2 separate regions of the Homo sapiens genome follow, and region 2 is linked to region 1. The links are chromatin loops, found by intact Hi-C in ENCODE. Cell type or tissue: heart left ventricle. All regions are shown on one strand. Links, peaks and the distances in the headings refer to the core of each region. The heading gives the core; the rest is flanking DNA. Region 1 overlaps ADCY9 (adenylate cyclase 9). Region 2 overlaps ADCY9 (adenylate cyclase 9).

Evidence for each region. Peaks named below come from ENCODE experiments on the same cell type or tissue, not always from the same donor. Only the 100,000 strongest peaks of a DNase experiment are listed, where the experiment ranks them.
Region 2: it touches region 1 in a loop (2.2-fold over the local background); 19 of 110 quality-filtered maps call a loop at or near these places.

Annotation. Positions count from the first base shown.
Region 1 is chr16:4,036,836-4,053,311 of GRCh38, forward strand. The region is part of intron 2 of ADCY9 (adenylate cyclase 9); the gene reads right to left. It overlaps LOC124900373 (a long non-coding RNA gene), which reads right to left. Exons shown (of 2, transcript XR_007064957.1): 2 at 13,437-16,476. Among named protein-coding and RNA genes, the nearest start is that of ADCY9, 71 kb to the right of the region's middle. In heart left ventricle, for the core only: no CTCF peak of the experiment used is centred there; no DNase peak of the experiment used is centred there; H3K27ac peaks cover 700 bases.
Region 2 is chr16:4,081,678-4,098,153 of GRCh38, forward strand. The region is part of intron 2 of ADCY9 (adenylate cyclase 9); the gene reads right to left. Among named protein-coding and RNA genes, the nearest start is that of ADCY9, 27 kb to the right of the region's middle. RefSeq lists an enhancer at 3,749-4,472 and silencers at 3,911-4,205, 12,471-12,765. In heart left ventricle, for the core only: no CTCF peak of the experiment used is centred there; DNase peaks (open chromatin) are centred at 4,754, 8,884 and 11,992; H3K4me3 peaks cover 1,117 bases; H3K27ac peaks cover 3,200 bases.

The DNA.
Region 1 (16,476 bases), core at 4,004-12,003:
ATTCCTTCTACGTTACTGCATGATGGTACCCTTTAACCGACTTCTCTTGACCCTTCTCCTCCCCGCCACTCACCCTTCCCAGCCTCTGTTACCCTTCTTGCCACTCTCTACCTCCATGTGATCAAACCTTTTAGCTCCCACATATAAGAACATGCAATATGTCTTTTGTGTCTGGCTTCCTTCACTTAATGACTTCCAAGCTGGGCATGGTGGCTCATGCCTGTAACTCCAGAACTTCGAGAGGCCAAGGTGGGACAATCGCTTGAGCCCCAGGAGTTCAAGACCAGCCTGGGCAACATAGTGAGACCCCATGTCTACAAAAAATAAACAAAATTAGACAGGCATGGTGGTACATGCCTGTGGTCCCAACTACTCGTGTGGCTGAGGTGGGAGGATCATTTGAGCCCAGGAGGTCAAGGCTGCAGTGAGCTATGATTGTGCCACTGCACTCTAACCTGGGCAACAGAGCAAGACTCTTCTCTAAAAAATAAAAATAAAAAATAATCATAATAATAATGACCTTCAGTTCCATCCATGTTATTGTAAATAACAGGGTTTTGTTCCCCTTGATGGCTGGACAGTATCCCACTGCATATACATATACCACAGTTTCTTTACCCATCCATTCGATGATGGCCACATTGATTCCATACCTTTGCTATTGCCAACATTGCTGTGATGAACATACAAGTGCAGGTATCCCTTTGATAGATCGATTTCTTTTCCTCTGGGTAGATATCTAGTAGTGGGATTAATAATAGCCATTGTGCCCAGTAAGACCCCACTTCTTAATATTATTCTCATATAATTCTAATAGCCATTCTGACTGGCATAAGGTGATATTTCCTTCTGGTTTTGATTTGCATTTCTCTGTGATGAGTGATGCTGAGCATTTTTTATTGTAATGCTCTTGACTAACTGTGCCACGTTTACAACTGTCTTTGAGCGGAGACCTGTACTACAGAGTCCTACACAGGGTTAAGGAGGAGCATCAGAAGGCAGTGAACAGACGTGAGGCCTATCAGCTGGTACTAGAAAAGAGACAATCCATTTAAGGCTTTGACTCATTTTTGAAACCTATGTGCTATGGTCTAAATGTCCCCCAAAATTGACGTGTTTAAACTTCATCACGAAGGGATGGTATTAAGTGGGGTCTTACTGGCACAGTGGCTCAACACCTGTAATCCCAACAGTTTGGGAGGCTGAGGTGGAAGAATCACTTGAGTCCAGGAGTCCAAGACCAGCCTAGGCAACACAGCGAAGACTCCGTCTCTACAAAAACAAAATTGTTTTTAATGAGCCAGACGTGGTGGCACACGCCTGTGGTCTCAGCTACAAGGGAGGCTGAGGTGGGGGGATCGCCTGAGCCCAGGAGGTCCAGGCTGCAGTGAGCCGTGATTGCACCCCTGCACTCCAGCTTGGGCGACAGAGTACGATTCTGTCTCAAAAAAAAAAAAAAAGGCAGTGGGGTCTTTAGGAGGTAAGGAAGAAGTCATGAGTGCTCCACCTTCTCAAATGGGATGAAGACCCTAATACGAGAGGGCTTAGGGGTGAGCAACCGCATGAAAGGCCTGAGGGAACGAGTCCGTAGCCTTTGCTCTTCTGTCATGTGAGGACATGGCACCAGACACCCAATGCCAAGGCCTCGATCCTGGACTTCTCGGCCTCCAGAACTGCCTCCAGAACTGTAAGAAATAAATTTCTATTGTTTGGAAATCACCCAGTTGCAGGTATTTTGTTGCAGCAGTAAAACGGACTGAGATACCGTGTCGCTGTACACTCTTTGCAGTATGAAGTCAGCATGGTTTCAGTTGAGAAAAGAGGAACAGAGTAGTTGGGTCTCATCCTCACAACCCTGTTTCTCTCCTCTCTTCTCTCGGGGTCATCACTCCCCAACCATCCAAACCAGAAGCCTCCAGGTCACTTTCTTCTCCTTCCTTTCCCTCACCATCAAGCCCTGCCAAGTCTCGCTGTGGAATCCACTACTTTCCTTCCACTCCCACTGCCTGAACCCTGAATGTCTCTCGGGCCCCAGCAAAGAGCTTCCAAACCATTCTCCAGGCTTCCAGTTTCTCCTCTTCCAATTCATCCTCCATTATATTATCACCCCATAAGCCTTGCTCTGAAACTCGTAATGCTTGCCCTTTTATAAAAATAATAGCAACAACATCTCCTACAACTAAGATTTAGAGAATACGGATTATGTGTCAAACACTGTTCTAAGCACCTTACACGCATTACCCTCACAGTTAACCCGCACCAGTCTGTGAATAGGTACTACTACAAACTCCTGCTAACAGAACAGAGCAGAGACTCTAACGTGGCATGCAAAGTCTTTCACTACCAGGCCCCAAGCCCCTTTCCACCCCCATCTCCCATGTCCTCCATCTTTGCCGCTTCCCCACGTACTTGCGGTGCTGTTTCTCAAACACCCACCCCTTTCTGTGTTACACGCCCTCATGCCGTTTCCTTGCCATTTTAGGTGTTCTGCTACTGTTTTAATTCTTGTCTTTTTAAGTGTTCCAACGACACTTTAAAAATGCTTTAAATGCAGGATTGCAGGCCAGGTGCGGTGGCTCACGCCTGTAATCCCAGCACTTTGGGAGGCTGAGGCAGGCAGATGTTCTGAGGTCAGGAGTTCGAGGCCAGCCTGACCAATAAGATGAAACTCCATCTCTACTAAAAATACAAAAATTAGCCAGGCACGGTGGCATGTATCTGTAATCTCAACTACTCGGGACGCTGAGATAGGAGAATCACTTGAACCTGGGAGGCAGAGGTTGCAGTGAGCCGAGATCGCACCATTTCATTCCAGCCTGGGCAACAAGAGTGAAACTCTGTCTCAAAAAAAAAAAAAAAAAAAAAAGCAGGATTGCACCCTTGAAAGTTAAAATTTTACTTTTGCTGAAAGGAACAATTGAGGTCAGGTGCAGGGACTCACGCCTGTAATCCCAGCCCTTTGGGAGGTCGAGGCAGGCGGATCGTTTGAGCTCGGGTGTTCAAGACCAGCCTGGGTAACATAGTGAGATCCCATCTCTACGAAAAATGCAAAAATTAGCTGGGCATGATGGTGCACACCTGTAGTCCCAGCTACTTGGGAGGCTGAAGTGGGAGGATCACCTGAGCCCAGGAGGTAGGGGCTGCGGTGACCCATGATTGCACCACTGCACTCCAGGCTGGGTGGCAGAGCAAAACCCTGTCTCAAATCCAAAAGAAAAGAAAACAAGAGAAGAGAAGAGAAGACCATTGAGCTTAACACGCCTTTTCATATAAATAACTCCAATGGCGGCATTCATCTAGGCTAAAATTTTGGTTTCTGAGAACAAATCATTTTGCTAATAATTCAGTGGACATTTATACTCAAAGATAGGCAGAGCCCCTAAATCTGCAGGTGCATGAAAAATTCAGGTGTAGGGACATTACACTACACAATTACCTCAGACTAGGGTAGTTTGTTGCGGTGAGGTTGGGTTTTTCTTTCCTTCCTTTTAAATTTTTACTTAATCAAGAAAGCTTCTTTTAAGACAAACACTTGGTGAGGTGGCCAAGCACTATCATATTTCCTGGTTTCCTCTTCTTCTTTACTTAACAAAGAACTGCTCATTAAAATGACATCTTCTTAATTTTTTTTTTTTTTTTGAGATAGAGTCTCGCTCTGTCACCCAAGCTAGAGTGCAGTGGCGCAATCTCGGCTCACTGCAATCTCCACCTCCTGGGTTCATGCGATCCTCCCACTTCGGCCTCCCGAGTAGCTAGGATTACAGGCAGCCGCCACCACACCTGGTTAATTTTTGTATTTTTAGTAGAGACGAGATTTCACCATGTTGGCCAGACTGGTCTCGAACTCCTGACCTCAGGTGATCCACCCGCCTTGGCCTCCCACAGTGCTGGTATTATAGGAGTAATGACATCTTTAAACTCACATCTAAGGAGTGTCTACTGAGTATAAGACATTGATTCCAGGTTAAATAAAGTATCTACACGAGTCTTTTCACCTATTGACTGAACTGTCTTTAATAATCACACTTGTGTAGTACTTTTCATTTCCATTACCTCATTTGATTTTCCAACGAGACAGGTGAAACAATTCTGCTTCCAGTAGACATGGGAGGGTGGAAACAGCAGGGCCACTACTTACCTGTAGTAGTCAGTTTTAAGTTGAAGGTAAATACCCCTTCAAAATTTCTGGATGGAAAAGACCACAGGAGATAAAGCAGAGAATCAAAGCCCAGGGAGGAAAATCATATAGGGGACATTAAAGACCAGCAGGGTCATAAGACTTCCCAAGAAATGGCATATTCTAGAAATAGAGCAAGGAAGCCACTCCACACTCATCCTTCTCTGAATTTCTACCCTTATTTTTTCCTTCTAAAGAGCTAGACTTGGGCTGGGCATGGTGGCTCACGCCTGTAATCCCAGCACTGTGGGAGGCCAAGGCAGGTGGATCACCTGAGGTCAGGAGTTTGAGACCAGCCTGGCCAATATGGTGACACCTCCGTCTCTACTAAAAACACAAAATGTAGCTGGGCGTAGTGGTTTACGCCTGTCATCCCAGCTACTTGGGAGCCTGAAGCAGGAGGATCACTTAAACCCAGGAGGCAGAAGTTGCAGTGAGCTGAGATCACTGGGCGATCGAGCAAGGGCGACAAAGCAAGGCCCCGTATTAAAACCAAAAAAAAAAAAAAAAAAAAAAGAGGCTCTTTCTAAACTTTTAAATCTATTGCTAAATTCAAGGAAGACTTGATTGCAGTAGCATTTAACTCTGGAATCACAAATAAAGTACTAGCAAATTCCATCTTCATATACTACTGCTTTAATGCCAAGCTAATACTTAAAAAAGAAAATGGGCAAAGAAAAAGAAAAAGTTGATGATTCATGAGTCTAAACAATTTTTTGTTTTTATTTATCTGATTTTTTTTGTTTTTTTTTTTTTTGAGACAAGGTTTCACCGTGTTGCCCATGCTGGAGTACGGTGGAGTAATCACAGCTCACTAAAGCCTCGATCACCTGGGCCCAAGCCATCTTCCCACCTCGGCCTCCCAAGTAGCTGGGACCTCAGGGATGTGCCACTGCCCCCAGCTAAGTTTTTTTTTTTTTTTTTTTTTTGAGACGGAGTCTTGCTCTGTCGCCCAGGCTGAAGTGTACTGGTGTGATTTCGACTCACTGCAACCTCTGCCTCCCGGGTTCAAGCAGATCTCCTGCCTCATCCTCCTGAGTAGCTGGGACTACAGGCGTCCGCCACCACTCCTGGCTAATTTTTGTTTTTTTAGCAGAGACGGGGGTTTCACCATGTTGGCCAGGCTGGTCTCAAACTCCTGACCTTATGATCCATCCACCTCAGCCTCCGAAAGTGCTGGGATTACAAGCGTGAGCCACGGCGCCCAGCTGACTCAGCTGTTTTTAAATTCTTTTGTAGAGACAGGGTTTTCCTATGTTGCACAGGCTGGTCTCAAACTCTTGGGCTTAAGCAATTCTCCCGCTTGGCCTCTCAAAGTGCTGGGATTACATGTGAACCAGCATGTCTGGCCTTCAATTCATTTCTAAAAAGAGAGGAAAAATATATGGCTTCTTCCCCGCCCCATTGTTATTTGATTCAATTATTTACAAAATGAATTCTTAGGATATTTTGCATTTTTATTTCCTTCTGAAAAATCAGTTTTTACACCATGACCTTAATCTAGCTAATTCTGTTAAAATAGGATTTAATTTTAGATAAGTTCCCAGAGGACCTGCATTCCATTCAATTGTTGGTTGAACTATATTTCCTAGTGACTAGGATTTATAAATATTAATTATCTGAAAGAGTGGAAATGAACATATAGTTATTTTTAGAATATACTGTGATAACAACAACAAAAAATCCTGCAAAACGGAGCTAGACCAGCGCTGACATGAAAATCCAACAGCCACCTGGCGAACTCTGTGTTCCAAGAGGTTTTTATTTACAGTGTAGGATGTGACTTTACCTATAAAATGCTTTCTGGCTGCCACTCCGTTTGGACGATTCCGGTTTTGGTCTGCTAACTTATCAACTGTATGATTTGGGCAAGTTCCTAAACTTCTCTGTGCTTCGTTTCTCCCCTTTGTAAAACAGGACTAAAAATATTAAAACTCGGCCGGGCGCAGTGGCTCACGCCTGTAATCCCAGCACTTTGGGAGGCCGAGGCGGGCAGATCACGAGGTCAGGAGATCGAGACCATCCTGACTAACATGCTGAAACCTCATCTCTACTAAAAATACAAAAAATTAGCCGGGCGTGGTGGCGGGCGACTGAAGTCCCAGCTACTTGGGAGGCTGAGGCAGGAGAATGGCGTGAACCCGGGAGGCGGAGCTTGCAGTGAGCCCAGATGGCGCCACTGCACTCCAGCCTGGGCGACAGAGCAAGACTCTGTCTCAAAAACAAACAAACAAAAAATTAAAACTCTTCCCTGTGGGGTTGCTTTAAAAATCGTATAATGTGTTATATGTAAACATAAAGCATTATAACAAGACAGAGGAATACACCACTGGAGCAAAATCAGAAGCGGTTCCCTCGTTTTTTCACAATGTGGAGTCTGGCCCGGCGCGGTGGCTCACACCTATAATCCCAGCACTTTGGGAAGCCGAGGCAGGAGGATCACTTGAGGTCAGGAGTTCGAGACCAGCCTGGCCAACATGGTGAAACCCCATCTCTACTAAAAATACAAAAATTAGCCAGGCATGGTGGCACGTGCCTGTAATCTCAGCTGCCCGTAATCTCATCTACTTGGGAGGCCGAGGCAGGAGACTCACTTGAACATGAGAGGCAGAGGTTGCAGTGAACCAAGATTCCGCCACTGCATTCCAACCTGAGCAACAGAGCAAGACTACATCTCAAAAATAATAATAATAAACAATGTGGAGTCTTTTATTCTTTGCCTAGAATTTTCTGTGCATTGCTGGAATGAGTATATCCAGAATTCATTCCAAAGTTAATTAAGAAAAGTACAGTTAGGCTTTGGTAAAACAGTCTGCCAAAATTTAACAAAAAAGAGAAGGAGAAGAAAAGTTCATTAAAAAATAACATCACTAGGAACTCTGCAACCTTGAGTGGGGCACTTAAGTGCCACAGACCTCAGTTTCTTCCTTTTTTGTTGTTTTTTTATTTTTGTTTTCTAGGCAGACATTGAATGCTAGTTTCTTCCTTTTTAAAAAAATGAAATAGCTTAACTAGAACCATCTAAACTACAAAGAATCTTTTTAAAATTCTAGGCCAGGCACGGTGGCTCATGCCTGTAATCCCAGCACTTTGGGAGACCCAGGTGGGCGGATCACCTGAGATCAGGAGTTCGACACCAGTCTAGCCAACATGGTGCAACCCCATCTCTACTAAAAATACAAAAATTAGCCAGGTGTGGTGGTGTGTGCCTGTAATCCCAGCTACTCCGGAGGCTGAAGCAGGAGAATCGCTTGAACCCAGGAGGCGGAGGTTGCAGTGGGCTGAGATCGCACCACTGCACTCCATCCTGAGCAACAGAGTGAGACTCCATCTCAAAAAAAACAAAAAAACAAAAAAACAAAAAAAAAATTCTAAAACACTAGGTTTATGAAGTAAATAATAAAATTCTGTGATAGGACGGAGCCATTTTCTTCCAGGCTATTTACCAAACACAGCAAAGGAAATCAAAAAAAGGCTTCCCATATAGTAAAACTTACATTTTGGAGATCTGGATTTCTCCATTATAAACCTATGGAATCAAATCATTTAAAATCTAGTTACCAGAGAAACCTCGGTTTAATATTAACAAACATACTTCCTTTAACCACGAGCCACTTTAATGTATATCAGTTTTATCTCTGGAGCTTCATAGATCCCAACAGAGAAGGCTGATCTATTTTCAGAGAAACATAGCAAGAGAGTGTCACTTCTGAACCATTATACATTTAAACAATCTCTCTACATGTAGAGCCTGCATCTAAATCCCAGCAATTTTTCAGGACCTAGCTCTGAGGCCACATCAGCACTCCAGGCAGGCGGAGGGACTCTCCACCCCGCCTCTTTTGCCCCCAGAAAATAAATCTTTCCCCAGACCAACAATCCACTTCCCGGCCTCACAGCAACGGGCTCCCGGCTCCCGCACGTGACTGCCAACTCTTTACGAGATGAGGCTGTGCTGGCTCGGTATGGTTGATAAGACAAGCATGCAAGAAATATTTATTAATGCAAACTCGTATAAATTCGTATCATCTGAGTTTATGGGAATGAGGATAAATCACAAAAGCATTATAAAGTGAGGCTTTGGACAAAGTCCTGAATGGAAGAGTCTAGTACCATTTTTAGAGCCTCTTTTGTTTTTTAAACTCCTTTTACTATCATTCCCAGCCTTGGTAGACACTTGACAAATATTTGAGGGGAAGCTGAGGACAAAGAGATGAAAATAAAGTGACTGCTATGAAAAAATGAAAGCCCAGGTAACAATAAACAGTTTAATCTCTGTTTAGTTAGGAAGGAGCCAAACGCGGCTGGGCACGGTGGTTCACGCCTGTAATCCCAGCACTTTCAGAGGCCAAGACGGGCAGATCACAAGGTCAGGAGTTCGCGACCAGCCTGACTAACATGGTGAAACCCTGTCTCTACTAAAAATACAAAAATTAGCCAGGTGTGGTGGCGTGTACCTGTAATCCCAGCTACTCAGGAGGCTGAGGCAGGAGAATTGCTTGAATCCAGGAGGCTGAGGTTGCAGTGAGCTGAGATCGGACCACTGCACTCCAGCCTGGGCAACAGAGCAAGACTCTGCCTTAAAAAAAAAAAAAAAAAAAAAAAAAGAGCCAAATAATTTTGCCTCCCAATTTGCTGCATCCATCCAAGAGGGGAAGATGGTCTCAGGCAGTAACTAGCTTTGAAAACCCTTGTGAATTTTTTGAGATAGGGTCTCACTCTGTTGCCCAGGCTGCAGTACAGTGGCGCGATCTTGGCTCACTGCAGCCTCGACCTCCTTGGCTCAAGTGATCCTTTCACCTCAGCCGCCCGAGTAGCTGGGACTACAGACATGCACCACCATGCTTTTTTTCTTTCTTTTTTTTTTTTTTTTTTTTTGTAGAGATGAGGTTTCATCATGTTGCCCAGGCTGGTCTTGAACTCCTAGGCTCAAGCGATCCTCCCATTTCAGCCTCCCCAGTAGCTGGGACTACAGTTGCATACCACCACACCTGGCTAAACTTTTTTTCATATTTTTTGTAGAGTTGGGGGTCTTCCTATGTTTCCCGGGCTGGCCTCCAAATCCTGGGCTCAAGTGATACTCCTGCCTCGGCCTCCCAAAGTGCTGGGATCACAGGTGTGAGCCACGGCACCAGGTCTGAATTTGTGATTCGTGTTAATGACGAACCTGAGCTGAGCCTTAAGTATCTGTCCGGAGTCGCAGAAGCAATCAGCACAGTGCCCAGCACTGAACCACGGCACACAGTGCCCAGCACTGAACCACAACACCCAGTGCCCAGCACTGAACCATAGCACATGCGCATTCCCCCCACGCCCCCGAACTTATATTCGTCACCATATGTTGTGCAGATCCACGAATGGGCAGAGTCACAATTCTCACATGAGCTTTGTAAATAAGGAAAAACTGCATGGGCCAGCACACGTTGCTTGTGTGTGTGTGTCCTAAGCACTGATGACAAATGCAGAACCAACAACATTCCCACTCATCCAGAGGAAATCGTGAGTTCTCAATGAGCAGGCTGGGAGTAGCTTAGTAGTCATTTCCAAAGCACTGTGAAACTTGTCTACTTCATGAAAAAGTACTGAGGCTGTTTTACAGCCCTTTAACTTAAATCTAGTAATTGTGCCTATCAGAGTTCTGAAGAAAATAAGACTCAATAATCTAAGCTACTAGTTCACGCAGATCATCTTAAAGCAAGATTTTCCACAGACCTCACATATCGAGGTGACATGATCCTTTTCTAAAATGAAAGAGCTTCGCTAGAGCCCAGAAGTTCGAGACCAGCCTGGGCAACATAAGTGAGACCCCGTCTCAACAAAACAACAAAAAAAAAGTTTTTTTTTTAAATTATCCAAGTGTGCTGGCATGCACCTGCAGTCCCAGCTACTTGGGAGGCTGAGGTAGGAGGACTGACTGAGCTCTGGAGGTCGAGGCTGCAGTAAGCTATAAGTACGCCACTGGACTCCAGCCTGGTCAACAGAGCAAGACCCAATCTAAAACAAAAAACAAAAAACTACGAAAACATATTCCACAAAAAAGATTTGTACATAAGGACTGTATATAAGATTGTTTCTAGGCAGACATTGAATGCTAATTTCTTCGTTTTTTAAAAAAAATGAAATAGCTTAACTATAACCATCTAAACTACAAAGTATCTTTTTTAAGTTCTAAAATATTAGGATTTATAAAGTAAATAAAATTCTATGACAGCATGGAGCCATTTTCATCCAGGATGTTTGGACACCCTTCTCCTTTTTTTGAGACTCCATCAAAGAAAGAAAGAAAAGAGAGAAAGGAAGAGATAAAAAGAAAGAGAGAGCTAGCTTAGCAAAAATCATCTAAACTACAAATTATCTTAATTCTAAAATATTAGAATTTATAAAGTAAATAAAATTCTGTGATGTGGTTTCTCTAGTTAAGGGCCTGGGGGACTTACACAGCTGTTACGAAGACATTATTTAAAAAAATCTTCAGTTCTCCCTGGGGGGCAATTGGATTGACAATTGCAATTCCTTTGTAACCAATGGGCTTCTGTGTGAGCTGTTAGACGCACACTGGTATTCGTTCAAGATGGAAAACCAAACAACATGGACACAACCCATGACAGCCTTCAAAGTTCTGTCTGCATGACCAATCAGGTCCTTTGGTTGAAATCCATGACCAATCAGGTCCTTTGGTTGAAATCCATGACCAATCAGGTCCTTCGGTTGAAATCTATGACCAAGCAGGTCCTTGGTTGAAATCCACGTTGGCCAGGCTGATCTCGAACTCCTGACCTCAGGTGATCCGCCCGCCTCGGCCTCCCAAAGTGCTGGGATTACAGGCGTGAGCCACCGCATCCGGCCAGAGTGTGTTGTTTTCTCATTGCAGTCCCTAACTTGCCCTGAACCCTCCCTTACCCAGGTAGCCACGAAGCATCTGGTGACTGAGGCCTGGGAGTGAGCCCTGGAGGTTCTGGCTGACGCTCTGCCGTGACCCACTTGGGGCTTCTGTGACGTCCCCTTCAGCCTGACAAGAGGACCCAGTTCTCCTCTGTGCTCACCCTGAACAAAACAGGTCCTAGTCTGGGAAGGGCGCCAAAGAGAGATCTTTTCACTGGTTTCTGTTCCCTGTCATTTTTGGGGGAGGGTGGGCTGGGGAACACAAACACCCAATAATTGGAAATTGTCAGACATACAAAAAAGAAATGTAATTAGTCATAAACCCTATTTTAAGGTTATATTTGCACTGCCATTTTAAAATGAGAAAACACTAATAACATTAAAATGAAGTCTTTGTTAAAAGTAACCATGCATTGTTCAAATTTCCATTTGTTCTTTGTTTGACAATGAAAAATCATTCTAAATTAGTTCCATACACTTACTGTGAAACACAACAGTTTATTCCTGGGTCACATTCTCCCCCTTCTGTGGTTTATATAACTTCTCTTTGTTCCGCAAATGGCAGTACAATGGCAAACAAAATAAAATGGAGTTTATTATGAAAATGGATCCATTAAGCTACCTAAGAATAACATAGCCCTACAACTCCTGCACTTGTAGAGGGACACGGGTGAGATGAAACGGACGTCAGTACCCCTGCAAGAATCACACAGATAGGCCCCTCGGTGCACCTGGAGAGGGAGGCCACAATGGCAAATAATAGGAGACACAGCGATGCCCCACTCCCTTCTTTCCCAAGAGCTGCCATTTCTGCCCTTGCTGGATAAGCTCAGTGTCTCACACAGCGTGAGCGTCCACTAGATGCTGGCTTGGACAGGCGATGCTGAGGGTTCCCATAGACGGCACTCTAGTAGGGCTGCTCAAGTCCCTCCTCACAATCCAGAGGATCTCACCTAGGCAGGGCCCATGGTCACTCCCCAGGAGAAGAGCCAGGAATGTCCCCATCAAGCAAAACCCCTGGTCTCCAGCTCACAACTCAAAACCCAAGCAAATGAAGGAAAAGCTCCTGGGACCATCAGGACTCATAACGACCAAGGGTCAGTCATGGTATCAGGAAATCGTAATCCTGGCTCAGAAAGGTTTTAAATACAGGGAAGCAGAAGGCTGGGGCAGCAAAGGACACTACTAAGAGCAAGCGACTCACAGGGCTCACCCGGAAGGCATTACAAACTGGAATTCCTAAAAGAGTGGTTGCCAAGCTCACCCAGAAGAGGAGGTCCCACTGGTCCCTGAGTCTGCTCCAAACGGCCACGCACAGCGTGGGCATCCTCTCCCCTGCTTTCCATTGCTGTACAGAACCTGACCTGGGACCAGAGAGAAGAGGGTCCAGGGAAATGCTGCTGAAGGCTTCGTCTCTGCAGTGGAGAGAAAGTCGGAAGGGGCAGCACCCACCCCTAGCTGCCCATAGATGACCAGGCACAGGCACCCACCACCGACACTGGCACAATCCCCCAACATGTTCTCAGACCAGACCAAGACCCTAGCCGAGCCCAAGGATGCTGGCTAATCAAATAGTAAACACCTTTGGCCAGATTATCCTTAAAAAGTCTCTGGAATGTCACCTTCAGTCTCTGTAGTCTACTTTCTAACATACTTCTGAGCCGAAACCACGTGAAAAGATTTTTCTTCTGACTACAAGGCAGAACAATAAAAGTGACCCTCTGAGTCAAAAACACCACATGAAACTCACCTCCCGCCTCCAACCCATCCCTTCCGCATCCTTCATGTCCACCGTCCCTTTACCAACAACCAGCTGATTCTTCCAGACTTCAAAATCTTTCAGATTAACCCAGAAATATCGATAAGGGAGGCCTTTTTCTTAGCTTATGTTGTATATGTTTTTCTGTTTAGGCTACTGCTATAAAGAACTATCCACCAGCCTGGGCAACAAGGTAAGACCGACCCTGTTTCTACAAAAAATACAAAAGTAGACGGGCATGATGGTGTACACCTGTAGTCCCTGCTACTCAGGAAGCTAGGGTGGGAGGACTGCTTGAACCCAGGAGTTAGTGGCTGCAGTGAGCCGAGATCACACCACTATACTCCAGCCTGGGTGACAGAGTGAGACTGTGTCTCAAAAAAAAAAAAAGAACTATCCCGAGAGTCCACTGTTGGGGGCCGAAGTGGGGGTGGGGACCCTTGGCTGCCATGTTCCTGGGCCAGGAACATGGACTGGATGGCCTGCATGTCAGAAGACTGGTGACATACAAGGGTCAATAAATAAAAACAGTTAATATGATAAGAGCTGTTACTGTTATTGTTAGAAAAGAGGGGCACAGCCAAGGAAAGGGGAGAAAGCTGAAACAAACCATTTGACTTGGATGGTATCATGATTTTTATATGAGATGAATGGATACATAGATACGAGCGGGACAGATGGATACAAAGAACTACAAACGCATGTGTGCCCGTGTGTGTATGTACAAACATATGTGTACGTGTAGGGAAGTACATGCATATGTTTAATTTCCTAGCTATGCCAGGCGCGGTGGCTCATGCCTGTAATCCCAGCACTCTGGGAAGCCAAGATGGATGGGTCACCTGAGGTCAGGAGTTTGAGACCCAGCCTGACCAACATGGTGAAACCCCGTCTCTACTAAAAATACAAAATTAGCCGGACGTGGTGGCGCATGCCTGTAATCCCAGCTACTAGGGAGGCTGAGGCAGGAGAACTGCTTGAACCGGGAGGCAGAGGTTGCGGTGAGCCAAGTTCCTGCCACTGCATGCCAGTCTTGGCAACAAGAGTGAAACTCCGTCTCAAAAAAAAAAAAAAAAAAAAAAAATTCCTAACTACGCTGCTTGAGAAGTCCTTGTAGCCGTAATAGCCCAGTAGCGTGAACACACCTAATACTTAGATCCTGGTTTCTAAAAACCACTTTCTACTAAAAGGAACCAGGGCTTATTGGAGAAATGGCTGATTCCAGGGCTGGAGCAAGGAAAGTTCCGGGTGAGCCTAGAACCAAGAACTAAACATGTGGCCGGGAGCAGTGGCTCACACCTGTCATCCCAGCACTTTGGGAGGACGAGGCAGGCAGATCACCTGAGGTTACAAGTTGGAGATCAGCCTGGCCAACATGGTGAAACCCCATCTCTACTAAATATACAAAAATTAGCTGGGTGTGGTGGCGCACGCCTGTAATCCCAGCTACATGGGAGGCTGAGGCAGGAGAATTGCATGGACCCAGGAGGCAGAGGTTTCAGTGAGCCATGATCACGCCATTGCACTCCAGCCGGGGCAACAGAGTGAGATTCCATCTCAAAAAAAACAAAAACAAAAACGAAAAAACCTGGCCAGGCATGGTGGCTCTCACCTGTAATCCCAACACTTTGGGAGGCTGAGGCAGGCAGATCACGAGGTCAGGGGATTGAGACCATCCTGGTTAACACAGTGAAACCCCGTCTCTACTAAAAATACAAAAATTAGCCGGGCGTGGTGGCGGGCGCCTGTAGTCCCAGCTACTCGGGAGACTGAGGCGGGAGAATGGCGTGAACCCGGGAGGCGGAGCTTGCAATGAGCAGAGATCACGCCACTGAACTCCCACCTGGGCAACAGAGCAAGACTCCATCTAAAAAAAAAAAAAAAAGAAGAAGAAGTAAAGATGTGCTCAAAGAATGACATGAACACATCAAAAGAACACAGGGGCCAGCTTGGAGGCGCTGCTTTTGGCCAAATCTGGGACAATCTGGGTATCGAAGCAAATGATAATGGTAATGAATTATAACCCAATGGGTAAAATAGGAGTCTATGAGTGTATTGATAGGAAGGAGAGAAAGACAGCAGGCAAGCTCCAGCTTGCAGTGGAATGCCAACTAATCAATGCAAAAGAAACAATGCAACTAGAAACATCACCATTTGGCAATGCTCATACTAATTCCCTCAGGCAAGAATCATCCCAGGATGCTAAAACAAATGGGCAAAAAGCTTAATGAGAAACAGGATATTTTCCGAGTCCCCAAAAAATCTCCCCACCAGAAACAGTACTTTTTAACTGATAATTACAAAATACCAACAAATTAATTTTACAGTGGAGAAACCTGGTAGACACCACCTCAACCAAATGATAAGTTAACTTCTCCAGAAATGGGACTGATCAGACCTGTGTGCGTTCCTGTCGTGACAACCCTGCAGGGACTCTCCTGCCAGGAACCTACCACCTGATTCTCATCATGAAGGAATATGAGACCAGCCCAAACCGAGGGACATTCTACAAAGTAACTGGCCTGTTCTCTTAAAAAAATGTCAAGGTCGTGAAAGACAGAGACGAAGGAACAGCCCCAGATTGAAGGAGACTCGAGAGCCATTGACACAGACGGCGCCTGTGGTCCTGGGCGGGCTCCGGGGCCTCTGCATTTGGTGGCATGGTGTGACAGTGCCCACGTCCTGATTTGGGCAGGTCGGTGCAGGCTATCCGGGACAGCGTCCTTGTTTTTAGGAAACCCACACAGGAGAATCTAGAGGCACTCTCTGCAGTCTATTCTCAAATTATTCCGGAAAAAAGGGATGTGTGTATGTGGAGAGACAGACAGACAAACATGTCGGAATGTTAATTCAGGGAATCTGGGTGAAGAGTATTTGGGAATTCTTTATACTGTTTGGGAGCATCTCTGTAAATTTAAACTTACTTCAAAATTAGAATATAACGCCACCAAAACCCCCTCTATCACTCACTCCGCATTCCTAGATAACAACTAGTGTGGAATTCTGTTCTTTGAATCACTAGATATCAACTAGCGTGTAACTCTGTTGTTTGAAGCCACCTGGTTTGAGGTACTTTGGTACAGTAGCCCTAGGAAATAAATATGCTACTCAAAGAATATTGAATGTGGCTTTTTCTACAATACTAAAATCTGACCTACCATGTTAACTTAGTAAGGCAAACTGCTGGGGCGGGGTCCCGTTTCAGCCGAACGCATCTGACAATGCCTTAAGTCACACATTGCATAATCACAAGTTGCTTCTTGACATGAGCGGCTCTTCAAGTGCACGGGGAACAACAGATTCTTTGTCAGGGACTCACAAGAGTCACATGCTGTTATTCTTTTCTCCTTAAGAGACAAACTGATTTTTTAATCACTGAGAGCCTATTACATGCGTGGCATAGTTTTAAGATGTTTTGACATGTCACACGTAAACGATAGTAAACATGTCTTGGAAGAGGGGCTAAGATGTGGGACGAACGTGATTATTCAATGGGCATGCGCTTCCGGCCACGCATCACACGCACATACACCAGCGCGGTTATCCATAACTCTACCATTTCAAGTGAGCCGCAAGAGACTGTAAATCGCAGTGAAGTGGGCCGTCAGGCAATGATTACTAAATAAGCATGGGAAACATCTAAGATTAACAGTGAAGA
Region 2 (16,476 bases), core at 4,083-12,082, 45 kb after region 1:
CGGGGAGCCCCCAGGGTGCAGGAGGGGAGGAGGGCGCTGTGTCTGCAGGGGCGTGTGGGTAAAAGCAAGAGAGGGTGTAACGGTGGGTGGGGGGAGGGTGCTGTGTCTGCAGGGGCGTGTGGGTAAGAGCAAGAGGGGGGCAGCAGGGGAGGAGGGCGCTGTGTCTGCAGTGGCGTGTGGGTAAGAGCAAGAAAGGGGGCGGCGGGGGAGTCTTGGAGAAGGGAGGGGTGCGGAGGGGCACTGCCTTGTGAGGTCACTGGTGGTGATGTGGGTTCCAAGCAGCAAGAAAAAGGGATTGAGGCCAAGCTGGAGAACTGAAGGCAAGTCACGCACAGGCAGAGTTGGTTAAATGATCCAATTTCACAAGTTTCTCCTAGAACAAGCAGCTACATTTTCATTTTTTAAAATGCTGCATGAAGGTTGGGCAGTGGCTCACACCTGTAATCCCAGCACTTTGGGAGACTGAGGCAAGAGTGTCACTTGACACCAGGAGTTAAAGACCAGCCTCGGCAACATAGCGAGACCCTGTCTCTACAAAAAAAAAATTGAAAATTAGCCAGGCATGGTGGTACACGACTGTATTCCCAGATACTCAAGAGGCTGAGGCAGGAGGATGGCTAGAGCCCAGGAGATCAAGGCTACAGTGAGCCACTATTGCCACTGCACACCAGCCAGGGCAACAGAACAGGACCCTGTCTCAAAAGAAAAAAAACAAACAAAATTCTATGTTTTAACTAAAGTCACAGCCACTAATGCATTGCATCCCTAAGAATCATTTTCTTTCTTCATGTCCTCCCCGTTCCCACACACCTACCTTCCTTACCAGCAGAAGCCTGATTCTGCTTGGGGTATCTCCCTTCTACCTGCTTAGGAAGGAGATGCACACACGCACACACACACATGCATGCATGCACACAGGCACACCCATGCAAGCACGCACACACACATGCAGGCACACCCACGCATGCACGCACACATATATGCACACCCATGCACACCCATGCATGCATGCACACATATATGCACACCCACGCATGCACGCACACACATGCACACCCACGCATGGACGCACACGCACACACACCATGCATGCGCACACACAGCCCACCCGCAGTAAGTAGCTGGAGCAGGGTAAGTTCACCCCAATGGGGCTTCCCTCCCCTTTCCAGTAACTAAGGAGGATGTGGCACATGGCCCCGCCTTGGCCAAAGGGAGCTGAGAGATGTCTGCTTAGTTTCCATGCCAGTAAAATAAGACATGCAGGATTGGAAAAGCCCCTCTTCTTTACTAGATATCACTGTGTCATTCGGAATGGCTGCAGCCACTTTGTGCCACAAGGGAAGACATCTCCCACGTGGCAAAGACAGCAGAGAGCAAAGATGAAAAGCACCTGGGGTCCTGGAAATGTCATCACACCTCTGAATTAATCAACCCTGGAACTGCCATACTTCTTGTTACATGAGATAGTAAATGCGTTTTTTTGTTTGTTTGTTTTAGGTAATTTTAGTTAGGTTTTCGTTAACTCACAACAAAAACCATCTTAACCAATATAACATGCTTATTTTATCAAAACATAAAGTCTTTTTTTTAGAAAAATCACCTATACATAAGTTTTCTGTTTGTGTGGGATACAAAAGTGTCTTTCCACTAGTGTGGCTATAATAAAAAAGACGAACAGCAGCAAGTGTTTATGGAGACGTGGGGAAATCAGGGCCCGCACACACTCTGGTGGGAAGAGAAAATGGCATAGCCACTTTAAAACAAACTCCAGACATTCCTCAAAAAGTTAAACAGAGTTACCATATGACCCAGCAATTCCACTCCTAGGTACATACCCAAGAGAAATGAAAACATATGTCCACAGGAAAACGTGTCTGCCAACATTCATAGAAACACTATTCATCATAGTCAAAAAGTGAAACAACCCAAATATCCATCAACTGAGGAATGGATAATCAACAAAGATAAACAAAACGCAATGGAATATTATTCAGCCATGAAAAGGAAGAAAGCACTAATACATGCTACACCATGGGTGAACCCAGAAAACATTAGGCTCAGTGAGAGAAGCCAGTCATGAAGGGCCACATATGATGTGATTCCATTTTTATGAAATGTCCAGAACAGGCAAATGCAAAGAGACAGAAAGCAGCTTAGGGGCTGCCAGGGGCTGGGAGCACTGGGGGTGGCAGCTCGGGTGTGCCGGGCTTCTCTGTCGAGTGAAGAAAACGTCCCCAAATTGTCTGTAGTGATGGATGTCAAAGTATAGGAACTGTACACTTAAACTGCTGAATTGTGTGACATGTGAATTACATCTCAATAAAGCTTTCTTTTGTTTGTTTTGTGTTTTTCTTTTTGACACAGGGTCTCACCCTGTCACCCAGGCTGGGTGACAGGTGAATTACATCTCAATAAAGCTTTCTTTTGTTTGTTTTGTTTTGTTTTTGTTTTTGACACAGGGTCTCACCCTGTCACCCAGGCTGGAATGCAGTGGCACAATCTCGGCTCACAGCAACCTCCGCCTCCTGGGTTCAAGTGATTCTCCTGCCTCAGCCTCCCAAGTAGCTGGGATTACAGGCACCCACCACCACGCCCAGCTAATTTTTATATTTTTAGTAGAGACAGGGTTTTACCATGTTGGCCAGGCTGGTCTCGAACTCCTGACCTCAAGTGATCTGCCTGCCTCAGCCTCCCAAAGTGCTGGGTTTACAGGCCTGAGCCACCGGGCCCAGCCTCAATAAAGCATTTTTTAAAAAATGAAATGTTGGCTGGGCACGGTGGCTCACACCTGTAATCTCAACACTCTGGGAGGCCAAGGTGGGGGTATTGCTTGAGGCCAGGAGATTGAAACCAGACTGGACAACACAGTGAGACCCCATCTCTACAAAAAATTCAGAAAGTTTAAAAATTAGGTGGTGCACACCTCTAGCTCCAGCTACTCAGGAGGCTGAGGTGGAAGGATCACTTGAGCCTGGGTGGTCGAGGCTTCAGTGAGCCATGATTGCACCACTGCACTCCAGCCTGGATGACAGAGTGAGACTGTCTCAAAAACAAAAACAAAAACAAACAAACAGGAAATGTGATAGAATCAGTGGCAATCTCTGTGTTTCTGTTATTAACATAGCCAAACTGAGCCGCCTGCTAGTTATCAGAAACCCAACAAGGAACGACCCATATTCCTGTGACTTCTTAAGTAACTACTTAACTTGCGCATTTATGATACTCATATCAACTTCAACTCCCGGCCTTCTAACTGGTTTAGCTACAGCCAAATAAAGTACACATTTTTAAAAGTCTTCAGACGCCTGTCTCTCCATTTACCCATTGGTGCCTTAGGTATAAACAGTGCTGAGTGGTGGCACTGGCTGGCAACACCCAGAGGCTGAAAGGGAGGACACTGGAAGCTGGACGCAGTGGCTCACGCCTGTAATCCCAGCACTTTGGGAGGTCAAGGTGGGCAGATCGCTTGAGGTCAGGAGTTCGAGACCAGCCTGGCCAACATGGCCAAACCCTGTCTCTACTAAAAATACAAAAATTAGCGGGGCATGGTGGCGCATACCTATAATCCCAGCTACTTGGGAAGCTGAGGTGGAAGAATCACTTAAGCCTGGGACGCAGAGATTGCCATGAGCCGAGATCGCACCACTGCACTCCAGCCTGGGCGACAGAGCAAGACTCTGCCTCAAAAATGAAGGAGAGAGAGAAGGCACCAGGTTCCAAAAGAGAGCCGCACCAAGTGTGTGCACCCAGCCCCCAGGAGCCCTCCGTAAATGTGTGTTAAATGAATGTGTGTGTGAACACCATCAGCTGAGGTGGTATAGAAAAAGCAACTCCTGGTCAGAGCAGGGAGGAACTCATCTAAAGGGGAGGCTCCCAAGAGCTGCAGCAGAGGGTCACCAAAGGAGGGGAACTCCATGTGGGATTCCAACCCTGACTGGTTACATGGAAGTGAACAGGACCTCGTCGAAGAGGGAGAGGTCTGCGTTGCCTCCAAGCAGTGCTTCTTGAAATGGTATCCCCCCAGCAGCCGCCTCAGTATCACCTGGGAACTTGCAGGAATGCACATTCTTGCCCCACCCTGGACCCGCTGAGCCAGACTCTCTAGGGTGGGGCCCAGACGTCTGTGTTTTGACTCAGATGACATCGGTGCAGGCTCGAGAGTGAGCTACTCTTCCAGGGACAACCAGTGTGGTCCTTCCACCCATGCGTGTCCAGGGATGACCAGTGGGTGCTGGTGTTCAGGGTGGTGTGCGGACATCCATTCATTTATTGCATAATTATTAAAAAAAAAACAACACTCGCTGAGTATCTACTGTGCCCTAAAAAATGAGAAAGACTCCGCTAATGTGTAGGCAGTCAACCAGCCCTGGTCAGCGTACTCACAGGTAGGCAGACGGCCGCGCGGAGAGCACCAAGGGGCAGAAGGATGCTGCTTGGGGGTGGGGAAGGTGGCGACGCAATGAAAACAGATGAAGGACAAGGAGAAAAAAAATCAAGTGCTGCCAGACACTGGCACAAAGCTGGAAGGGAGGTCACATCTATCGAGGGGGAGGAGGGCAACACAGGAGGAGAAGAGACAGGGAAACCGCCTCTCCGGTGCCTTCCACAGAGGGTCCATTGCAAGCAAGTGGAGAATCAGCCACATGCCATGTACTACGTGGCAGGGGTGGCAGCCCGAGCCCTGAGATCGGAGAGCCTATCCCATGTGACGCATGTCAGCCACACATCACCCAGGCCTGTGATGAAGGACAAGCGCACGCTCCGCTCTGATGACACGCGCAGCTGGCACGGACCCAGGAGGGATCATGGACGTGAGGAGACGTCAGTGTCCAAAGAGGGCCCATCAGCCCAGAGAAAGTTGACACAGAATCATGAAACATAATCTACTTAGGGGACAGCTCACTCTCAGCACCAGTACAAAATGTAGATTTTATCCATTAATACTTCCATAATTAGCTCAAAAAAATTGGACTGTGTTTTTTATTTTTATTAATTTTTTTAAGACAGGGTCTTACTCTGTCACCCAGGCTGAAGTGCAATGGCATGATCTTGGCTCACTGCAACCTCTGCCTCCTGGGTTCAAACGATCCTCCTGCCTCAGCCTCTCTAGTAGCTGGAATTACAGGCATGCGCCACCACGCCCGGCTAATTTTTGTATTTTTAGTAGAGATGGGGTTTCACCATGTTTCCCAAGCTGATCTCAAACCCCTGACCTCAGGTGATCCGCCCACCTAGGCCTCCCAGAGTGCTGGAATTACAGGCGTGAGCCACCACGCCCAGCCCTCCAAAGCTTCTTCATTCTCCCCTAATCAAGGTGCTGCTCCTTCTTCAAATCCTGCCATCCTAGGAGCTCACCTGAACCCTATTCCATTCTGATACTGCGCCCTACATCCCAACAAGTTATGTCTTTTACCTGCATTCTATTAATGTGAAATCCACTCTGGCTTTCTTGGTGAGCGTTTCTACATTTACCTGCACCCCTCATGAAGCAGGGAGTTTCCTCTTTTATGGTGAGGTTTTGTTTTGTATGGAGATTCGTTTGTTCTGTAACATCTCCTTCTTTAAGAACAAGGAAGGCCGGGCACGGTGGCTCACGTCTGTCATCCCAGCACTTTGGGAGGCTGAGGCAGGCAGACTGGTTGAGACCAGGAGTTCGAGACCAGCCTGGCCAACACAGCAAAACCCTGTCTCTATTAAAAATACAAAAAATTAGCCACATGTGGTGGCACATGCCTGTAATCCCAGCTTCTTGGGAGGCCGAGACATGAGAATTGTTTGAACCCAAGAGGTGGATGCTGTAGTGAGCTATGATCACATTGCTGCACTCCAGCCTGGGCAACAGAGCGAGATTCCATCTCAAAAAGATAAAAAAAAAAAAAAAAAAAAGAAGAACAACAACAGCTAAGAGTTTGGCAGAGTTTACTCTGCACAGTTCAGGGAGGGCACTGAGTCTGTGGGCATAAACACTCAGTCCCTCGTGGGATGTGCTGGATCAAATCAGATCCTTTGCTCAGATACTACAGTCCTGAAGCAATCCTGTTACTATTTGCTCGGATACTACAGTCCTGAAGCAATCCTGTTACTATTTGCTCGGATACTACAGTCCTGAAGCAATCCTGTTACTATTTATTTTCTTTCTTTCTCTCTCTCTCTTCCTTCCTTCCTTCTTTCTCTTTTCTTTGTTTCTCTTTGTTTCTGTCTCTCTCGCTCTCTCCCTCTCTTTCTCCCTTTCTTTCGTTTCTTTCTTCCTTTCTTCTTCTTTTTTTTTGTTTTTTTGCGACAGAGTCTCACTCTGTCACCCAGGCTGGTGTGCAGCAGTGTGAGCTCAAGCAATGCTCCTGCCTCAACCTCCCCAGTAGCTGAGACTACAGGTATGTGCCACCATGCCCGGCTAACTTGTTACTATTAATGAGGCCTCACAGATACCTTGATCTCATGGAGGAACTGCCTTGGGAAGTAGATATTAATATTCCAGCCACTGGAAAAGTACATCATATTCCCCAAAGTAACTTAATACACTGGCACCTGCTTTATACATCGGTCTCATGGTCAGCATGAATCACAACTCCTAAACTCACACAGTTCTGAAGACTGATGGAAATGAAGATTCTGGTTTGTTTTTGTCTTTGTTTTAGATAGGGTCTTGCTGTGCTGCCCAGGCTGGAGTGCAGCAGCATGATCTCAGCTCACTGTAGCCTCAACTTCCCAGGCTCAAGCGACCCTCCCACCTCAGCCTCCAGAGTAGTTGGGACTACAGGCACGTGCCACCATTCCCATCTAGTTTTTGCATTTTGCAGCGACAGGATTTCACCATGTGAACCAGGCTGGTCTTGAACTCCTGAGCTCAAGCGATCTGCCCACCTTGGCCTCCCGAAGTGCTGGGATGACAGGCATGGGATTCCAAACCAAGATTCTTAATCTCAAAATTATGAACAAGATCCTGAAGCTCGGTGATCACCTCAGGATCTCTGTCCCTCCTAAGAGGCTGTAACAGCACCGTCCACCTCATCCCTCTCCGCTCCACAATCTACAAAATCTCTATGTCCAATCTTATCTTGCCAATCTACAACTGTCTTGTACTACAATATACTCTAATTGTTAATGTTGGTCTGGTAGGTTCGCTTTTCATAACAGCTTTATATAGAGAGAATTCATATACTGTGTAATTCTCTCGTTTATAGTTTATAATTCAGGGAGGTTTCGCACACAGAGTTGTGCAACCATCACCATAGCCCATTCGAGAACATTTTCATCACCCCGAAAGGAAACCCCATCCATACCCATCGGCGGTCACCTCCCATTTCCCTTCAGTTTCCCCAGCCCTGGCCATCACTAATCTACTTTGTGTGTATGGATTTGCCTGTAGTTCTAGAGTTCCTAGAAATGGAATCATATAAAACGTGGCATTTGGGTTTTTGTTTTGTTTTGTTTTGAGACAGAGATTGCTCTGTCACCCAGGCAATCTCAGCTCACTGCAACCTCCACCTCCTGGGCTCAGGTGATCCTCCCGCCTCAGCCTCCCGAGGGGCTGGGACCACAGGTGCATGCCACCATGCCTGGCTAATTTTTGAGTTGACAGGATTTTGACATGTTGCCCAGGCTGGTCTCGAACTCCTGGGCTCAAGCGATCGAAACGTGGCCTTTGTGGTCTGGCTTTTTTCACTGGGCATGTTTTCAGTATTCGTCCACGTTGTCACATGTATCAGAACTCCATTCCTTTTTAAGGCTGAATCGTATGCTATCCTACAGAGGTGCTACGTTTTGTTGATGTGTTACTTGTTTTGTTTATGTGTTCATCAGCAGACAGGCATTTGGGCTGTTTCCACTTTTTGGCAATTGTGGATAATGTTGCTATGAACATTCCTATAAGTTTTTGTGTGGATGTGTGTTTTTCACCTCTTAGGCACAAACCCAGGAGTGGCATGGCTGGGCCCTACGGTAGCTCCGTGCTTAACCTTTTGGGGACCTGCCAGACTGTCTTCTGCAGCAAGTGAACCATTTCACGTTCTCACCAGCCGTAAAGGGGAAAGTCTGGGAGGCTCCCGAGACAAGACCATGGTTTCTTCGTGCTCACATCTTCAACCTCCAGCAGGTACTCCAAAATTTTCCACCAGTGCCTGCGTGCCAAGGTGGCTTCCAAAGAGAGAGCAAATCAAGCCTGGCCACAGGGGACCAGGGCACTTCCCAGAACAGTCCTCTCCCTGGTGGGATCCTTTTGTTCCCTGGAAAAGCCAACCCCCCTTAATCCTGGGTAGTTTTACCTACCCACAGGCTTGAATTACATCCTAACAAACAGTAAACCACACTTGCTGGGACTCCGTGGGCCCGAGGGCTGCTTAACAGCTTGGCAGGCATCCCCGGCAGCCACTGTGACCCAGCTGCCCTACAGGCCATTCCAAGCTCCCCCAACAAGGGCACTTTTCAGGTGAACTCATACAAATGTGTGCCGAGCGATACCCCTGACTTGGAGGGGACTCCAGCTGAGGTCAGCCCTGGAGCAGGCCCCCCACGCCCTATGGATACTTCCAAGCCCAACTTAGCAAATACAGCTGGAGGCGTCCAACCTCACCCAGTTGTTCAAGGAGGGACCTTGCCCCTTCCTTTGCCTTTAAGGATGAACAGATTTTTTTTCTACTTAGAAACTCAATGTGTTCCTCTTCTATCCTAAACACTACTGATGTTCGGTAATGCAGACATGTTTACATGCTATTTCTTGTTTTAACAACATGAAAACAAAATAAAAATGAACTATGAACTGATGACAGTGTTTGGGAGTTGAGCTTTTTCTGTGGCCAACGCTGCTTTTAAAAACGTTCTATATTAAGGAAGTGCTGTGGGAACACTGCTGGCCGTGGAAACCGTCCCACCTCCCTGTGCTCCGAAGCCAGCCAGCAGGCAGAGTCCTGGCTGGGCACGAGACGCTCAGGGCTCACTCGACCCCACGGAAACCAGAGGGAAGCCTAATTTTATCACGCTGTATTTAGACGGTGTGGATTCATTTGAACAAGGAAGTTCCTAGAGTTGTTGAGATTTTTTTTTTTTGGTCAATGTTTAAATACTACTTTTTTTTCAAGCTTGCCCTAGATACCAACTGTTTATCTAACACACAATTCCAGTGTTGCCAAGCCTCATGCCAATTTGAAGGGAACAGCCAAAACTTATGCATTCATATAAAAAGAGTCTCTAGGCTCTTATATCTACATTATAATTTTTATCCTAATCACAAAACTATTCCGAATGGTAGTGAACAAAGTAATTATTTCAATCAAGAAACATAATGGCCAGCCACATCTATGACCAAATTGACCTAAGCTTTCAGATGTTTTCCAAAACATCGGACTGCCACAGGTAACTTTTTACAGGGTCTTCATATAAGTTCCTATTTTATTATTTTATTTTATTTTATTATTTTTTGAGACAGAGTCTCACTCTGTCACCCAGGCTGGAGCGCAGTGGCATGACCTCGGCTCACTGCAACCTCTGCCTTCCAGGTTCAAGCGATTCTCCTGCCTCAGCCTCCCGAGTAGCTGGGATTATAAGCACGCGCCATGATGCGCAGCTGATTTTTCTATTTTTAGTAGACACGGGGTTTCACCCTGTTGGCCAGGCTGGTCTCGAACTCCTGACCTCAAGTGATCCTCCTGCCTCAGCCTCCCAAAGTGTTGGGATTACAGGCGTGAGCCACTGCACCCAGCCCAAGTTCCTCATTTTAAAAGTGGCAGAGGTTTGTCAAAAAGTTAAACAGAGTTACCGCGTGACCCAGCAACTCCATGCCCAGGTATGTGCCCCAAAGAACTGAGAAAACAGATACTCAAACAAAAACGTGTACACGAGTGTTCCCAGCAGCACCATCCACAATAGCCAAGAGGCAGAAACAACCCTAATGTCCATCAATGGAAGAATGGAAAAACAAAATGTGGTTTATCCATACAATGGAATTTTATGCACCCATAACAAAAAGGAGGTACTACTCCATGCCACAACATGAATGAACCTTGGAAACATGCTGAGCGAGAGAATCCAGACACACAAAGCCACGTATCCTACGATTCCAAGTATAAGAAACGCCCAGACTCGGTAAATCCTGCAGATGCAAAGTGCAGCACAGCGGCTGCCAGGTGCTAGGGCTTGGGAGCTGGGAAGTGGCTGCTTAGTGGGTGTAGGGTTTCCTTCTAGGGGTGATGAAAACGCTTCGGAATTAGACCCAGGGGATGGTTGCACAACACTGTGAATGTGCGATATGCCACTGAACTGTTCACCTTAAAAATCATTAAGTTATGTGAATTTAGCTTCAATTAAAAATAAAGCAGGCTGGGTACTGTGGCTCACGCCTGTAATCCCAGCACTCCGGGAGGCCGAGGCGGGCAGATCATCTGAAGCCAGGAGTACAAGGCCAGCCTGGCCAACATGGTGAAACCCTGTCTCTACTAAAAATACAAAAAATTAGACAGGTGTGGTGGCGGGTGCCTGTAATCACCGGTACTTGGGAGGCTGAGGCACGAGAATTGCCTGAATCCAGGAAACGGAGGTTGCAGTGAGCTGAGATCGTGCCACTGCACTCCGGTCTAGGCAACAGAGCAAGACCCTGTCTCAAAAAACAAACAAACAAAAGAACCAAGTAGGAAGAAATGTGGCCAGTTCCTCCTGGGCAGTGTTGTACAGAACACACCAAATTTCTACAGTGACTCCTACCAGACGTTTCTTGGGAAAGTAAGCAAAGTCCTTTCCTGAAATTCTGGTAAATTTTCATAAAAATCAATACTTCCCTAATTTAACATTCACATTTTAGCTTACAGTATAACTAGTTATAGAATTGTTCATTAATTCTAATTGACTTTCGATTATACAATCTAATATCTAATTTCCATTTTCTATTTCTAGTACATAAGCAAAAGAAATGCCCTTTTGGTCTTATGGAAAACGTGTCCTATTTAATAAGACACAAATTTGATTCAAATTTCTCTTTCTCCTCCTCCCCCTTAATAATACACTAAAAATAACTGTAATAACATCTTACACATCCTGAACGCCTGTACCTAGCAACCTCACTTACTCAGACTATAGCTGACAACTAAAAACCTGCACAAAGGCTGACTCCTTAGCCCTTTCCATCAAACGATATCTGCAGGCTGAACGAGCTTAATTACTTGTTGGTTTGGTTTTTTAATGTAACGAAGTAAAAACCAGGAGCAAATGTGATACAGGAAAGCACACCAACAGCTACATACATGGATAGCAAAAGAAGCCAAAAAAATTATTTTTTAAAATGTAAGAACTGGAAAAACAGAATGATCTCAGTTTTTTTAAAAAAGCAAAGATTCCTATTTTTATAGAGAAATTGCTATATTAGTAAAAGCCAAATAACAAGAGGCAAAAATAACTGAGTCATCAAGAAAATTACCTCTTATTTGGCACAGTCCATTTTTATGAAAGTGCTTTATCTATTTCAGAAACATAAAATCAAATGTTTGAATTGGTTAAAACAGAAAATTATCTGATTGATTAAAAGAGAAAATCCTCTGCTCTTCAGAAAACTCAACCATCCAGAAAGTGCTATCACTGACATTTATATCTAACAACATGGCAAATGAGGTTGGTTTCATATTCAACCATTTGCTGTCCCCGAAGCTCTCTATTAAGGATCTGGCTGATCAGAAAACTTAATATTTAATCAACCTAGAGCAGGCCTAGAAAAGAGGCTACTGTTTAAAAACAAACAACTGATTATATAAAACATTTACATCAAATTATAATTCAGTATTAAATCTCATGGAATCACGCCTTTCAGGAAAACGTCTGGACACTAGTGAAAATGAAATGGCTAAATCTCAATCAAAGTATATTATTAAGTAATAAAAGATTTTATCATTCAACTTTTTTTTTGTCTCTACATAAAAAAAGTATTTTTGTCTCTACAAAAAATACAAAAATTAGTCAGTCGTGTTGGCATGCGCCTGCAGTCCCAGCTACTCAGGAGGCTGAAGCTGGAGAATATCACTTGAGCCCAGGAGGCGGAGGCTGCAATGAGCTGAGATCACGTCACTGCACTCCAGCCTGGGCGACAGAGCCAGACGCTGTCTCAAAATAATTAATTAATTAATTGTTTAAAAAATCAAAGAATAGCTTAAAATTATTACTAAGCTAAGAACCTTGCTGCTATTACTTGTTCAGGAAAGCTCCACACACCATAGGCAGTGGTGCTAAATGCAACAGAAGCCTTAGTGCGAACTGGAACTTCTCCCAGGAGTCTATGGAATTGGAAACTTAATAGCTACTAAATACAGTAACATCATGACTGGAGCTATGAAAGCAAACATTTCCATTTGAACTTCAAGTGGCAGAAGGGACAAAGTTGATACCTTAGACTCATCAGCCCTGAAAGTGTTCCTAATCACAATTTCTTTCAGGAGCCAGAAAGAACACAGCGTTAATTATGTTAATCCAGCTGAGACGTTCACTATGAAATGTGTGTTAGAGAAAAGTCCTTTGAAATTTCTTATTTGCATGGTAGTTCTGAAAGTTTTTAACCTCCTGCAGTTCCTGGCACACGGAGTCAGTCACTCACTTGTCCTCAGGAAGCACAGGACAGCAGCAGGTTCGGAATCACACTTTCTCTGTGTGATTTCACAACTCGGGTCTTTGTCCAGGTGAGATTCTCACTCGGGTCAGAGGGCAAAGGTATCCAATGACAACCCTGTCCTTCAGAACCAAGTAGTGTTTTCCCATCAGCCGTGCAAATCACAGCAAATGTCATGTGGCTTTCCAGCAGCCTCTTTGCTGTTTGTTGAGGAAGGATAAGAAAACCATGGAGGATTAAAATCACCACATTCAAATTACTATAAAGAAAAGGAGGCCAGGCGCTGTGGCTCACGCCCGTAATCCTAGCACTTTGGGAGGCCAAAGTGGGACGATCGCTCGAGGCCCCGCAACACAGCAAGACCCCCATCTCTAATAAGAAAAAAAAAAGGGAGAAGAAAGAAAAGGAAAAATGCAGACAAGCCAGAAAATAAAATTGAGGAGATTAATACAATATAATAATCAGGCACTGCAGATCACACCTGGAACACCGCCTCACCCAGGCAAAGGAGGAAAAGCTTTCATGTGTGCTCATCATTTGAGCAAAAAGGAAGAAAACACACACAGAAACTCAGGAGATCCAGAAGAGACACTCTGAACAAAGAAAATGGAAATGACAGGGAACCAAATGATCCACATCAGGGATTTTAAGAGGGAAATTATGCTTCTGAATGAAAAAAATAAAATCATTCAAAACTTTTTATAAATCTTTGACAAAATCCAAGAGTTTCCTTTCAATGTTGATGACATTTAATTTTTTTTTTTTTTTTTTTGAGACAGTCTCTGTCACCTAGGCTGGAGTGCAATGGCGCAATCTCAGCTCACTGCAACCTCTACTTACCAGGTTCAAGCGATTCTCCTGTCTCAGCCTCTGAGTAACTGGGATTACAGGTGCGCACCACCATGCCCGGCTAATTTTTGTATTTTTAGTAGAGACAGGGTTTCGGACGTTGGCCAGGCTGATCTCGAACTCCTGATCTCAGGTGATCCACATGCCTCAGCCTCCCAAAGTGCTGCGATTACAGGCGTGAGCCACCGCGCCCAGCCCTCTAATTTCTAATTACAACATCTAAGGTAGACACTTTCCAGATGCATTAATGTGGGGGACAACTAGAGGACTAACACGTCCCCTTGCACACTCAATATAGGGCCAGTAGATCCAGAAGCTCACCGTCAAGAGCAACAAGAGCAAGCAAGTCCTTCCTCAACAGAATCATCGGTAAGAACACTGTCAGTCCAGGATTCACTCAGTCCTACGAGTGAAAAACTTGCCAACACAGTGAAATTCATTTTACTGGCAACTAACCTTCCAATCTCTCTCTAAAATAATGTTCACATGGGAACTGAAGCACATTAAAAAAATAATAATTATTCACTTCACATTTTCTCCAAGCCATTTCAAAAGTGTTTCTCAGACTTTCAAAATCAAACAGGATTCCCAGACCAGGCACCATGGGTCACGCCTGTAATCACAGCACTTTAGGAGGCCAAGGCAGCTGGATTGCTTGAGCTCAGGAGTTCAAGACCAGCCTGGGCAACATGATGAAACCCCATCTCTACAAAATACACAAAAATTAGACGGGCATGATGTTGCATGACTATAGTCCCAGCTACTCGAGAGGCTGAGGCACAAGACTCACTTGAACCCAGGAGGCGGAGTTTGCAGTGAGCTGAGATCACGCCACTGCACTCTACCCTGGGTGACAGAGCAAGACTCTATCTCAAAAAAAAAAAAAAAAAAAAAATCAAATGGGGTTCCTCTAACGATACCCTGCTTTATTCAGGAAACGTGATCCTCAGGAAACCATGTGTAAATTATACTTCTAGAACTCAATCTTACGTATTTATATTTAAAGGAAGTAAAGAATCTTTTATGAAGTTACAAATCTCACACACGCCCTGCAATTTAGTGGCTCTATAAATCGGAGCTTCCCTATGCTAAATGTGTCTAAATGAGAGTTCGTAGTTGAAACAAGAGGACAAAGAAAAAAACACTTTTCAAATTAAGAATGAGCACTATGTCCCAATCACGTGAGAATCTCAGCTATACTTAGACAATGGTGGAGATTTTAAGCATATCTATCTCAAACTTTATATTTTACCAATATGAAAAAAGCAGAACCAGAGAGATTAAATTATTTGCCCAAAAGTGCTTGTTAGTGGAGGAAATGTATTAAGACCAAAAGCTAATTTACAAAAACAAATTAAATTTTCAAATAAGATCATGCTATAAAAGTGCTTCCCTTTCAGAAACCACCCTCACCACACCCAGTTTTTAGGCAGCTCATTCACACACACAAAAATCACATTAATGAACATCAGAAGCAGTGGCCTTTCCTTATGGGAAAAAGAACTCATTTATGAAGTTCCAGAATGCGATGCAATCCACACTTTAAATAGTAACACAATAGGGTACGAACTAACTGAATCAACATGCAATAAACACTTTCACTTAAAGTGTCATAGCCTTAATGGTATATTGCATTTAATATCCATACACAAGGAAATAAATCACACGCATGTGGGGTTTCTTCCTTTCTCCAGGCTAGAGTGTTAGAAAATGTAGTTAATATTTCCCAAACAACTCAAACACGAAAATAAATGATTCAAAAGCTGCTTTTTCCCCGCTTTGGAAGGGGGAAAAAAAAAAGAACAGATTTTAATAGCATTACATAAAAATCCTGGAAATTATGCACAAAGACTACCCTGGAGCTTTGCCAGAAACAGGCATGCTGGTTTTCCATGTGTATAAATGGTAATCAAATAAGAATTACCAGGAGCTACAATATTATTAAGATAAATATACTTCTTGAAATCTCCATCTTACAAAGCTTAAAAACAATTGCCAGAACTAGGCCGTTCAACCCCACATTTCCTGGGCCTCCCCTAAGCACTCAGTCCTCTGTGTTTCTGCCCTGCGCCCCACGCCCTCAGCGCAGCACCTCGGAGCCCACAGTCCCAAGCTGTCCACACTCTGGCGCCCCTGGGCCCATTCACATTCCCAGGCACCATGCGCTGGTCAGCCCTCTCGGCCACCACCTTTGCTAGAGCCTATCAAGACCCTCCGGAGCCTCTATTTAATGAACCACTCAGTCATTCCAGCAAAGCGGTTACTGCCTTTCCTCTACCTGGAGGCTTGTTCTGTGTAGATGTTTGGGGTGTGGTTTCACACATAACAGGGTACTCACATGTGGAGTTACATATATATATATATATATATATATATATATATATACACACACACACACTATATATATGTATAAATACATATGTACATATATATATATATATATATATATATTTTTTTTTTTTTTTTTTAAGACAGAGTCTTGCTCTGTCATCCAGGCTGGAGTGCAGGGGCGCAATCTCAGCAACCTCCATCTCCTGGGTTCAAGAGATTCTCCTGCCTCAGCTTCCCGAGTAGCTGGGATTACAGGTGCCCACCACCATGCCCAGCTGATTTTTGTATTTTTAATAGAGATGGCATTTCTCCACGTTGGCCAGGCTGTTCTTGAACTCCTGACCTCAGCTGATCTGCCTGCCTTGGCCTCCCAAAGTGCTGGGATTACAGGCATGAGCCACCATACCAGGCTTATATTTACTTATTTATTCATTCATTTATCAGCAAATATTATCACACATATATTATATGCCTGGCTATATTCCCAGCGCTAGGAACACAGCAGGAAGTAAAACATGGAAAATTCCTGCTCTTAAGATGCATTCCAGTGGCGTGGAAACAGATTATAAACAAAATTAAGTCAAATACATATGATGCAAGCTGGAAAAGAGAGTGGCTGGCCCATAGCTCCAGGAGGCACTGTTGAAAGCAAGGCTCCTACTAAGGGAATTCCTGGAGTTGGGCCTTCTGGAATGTTCCACAGCGGTCCTGAGGGATGG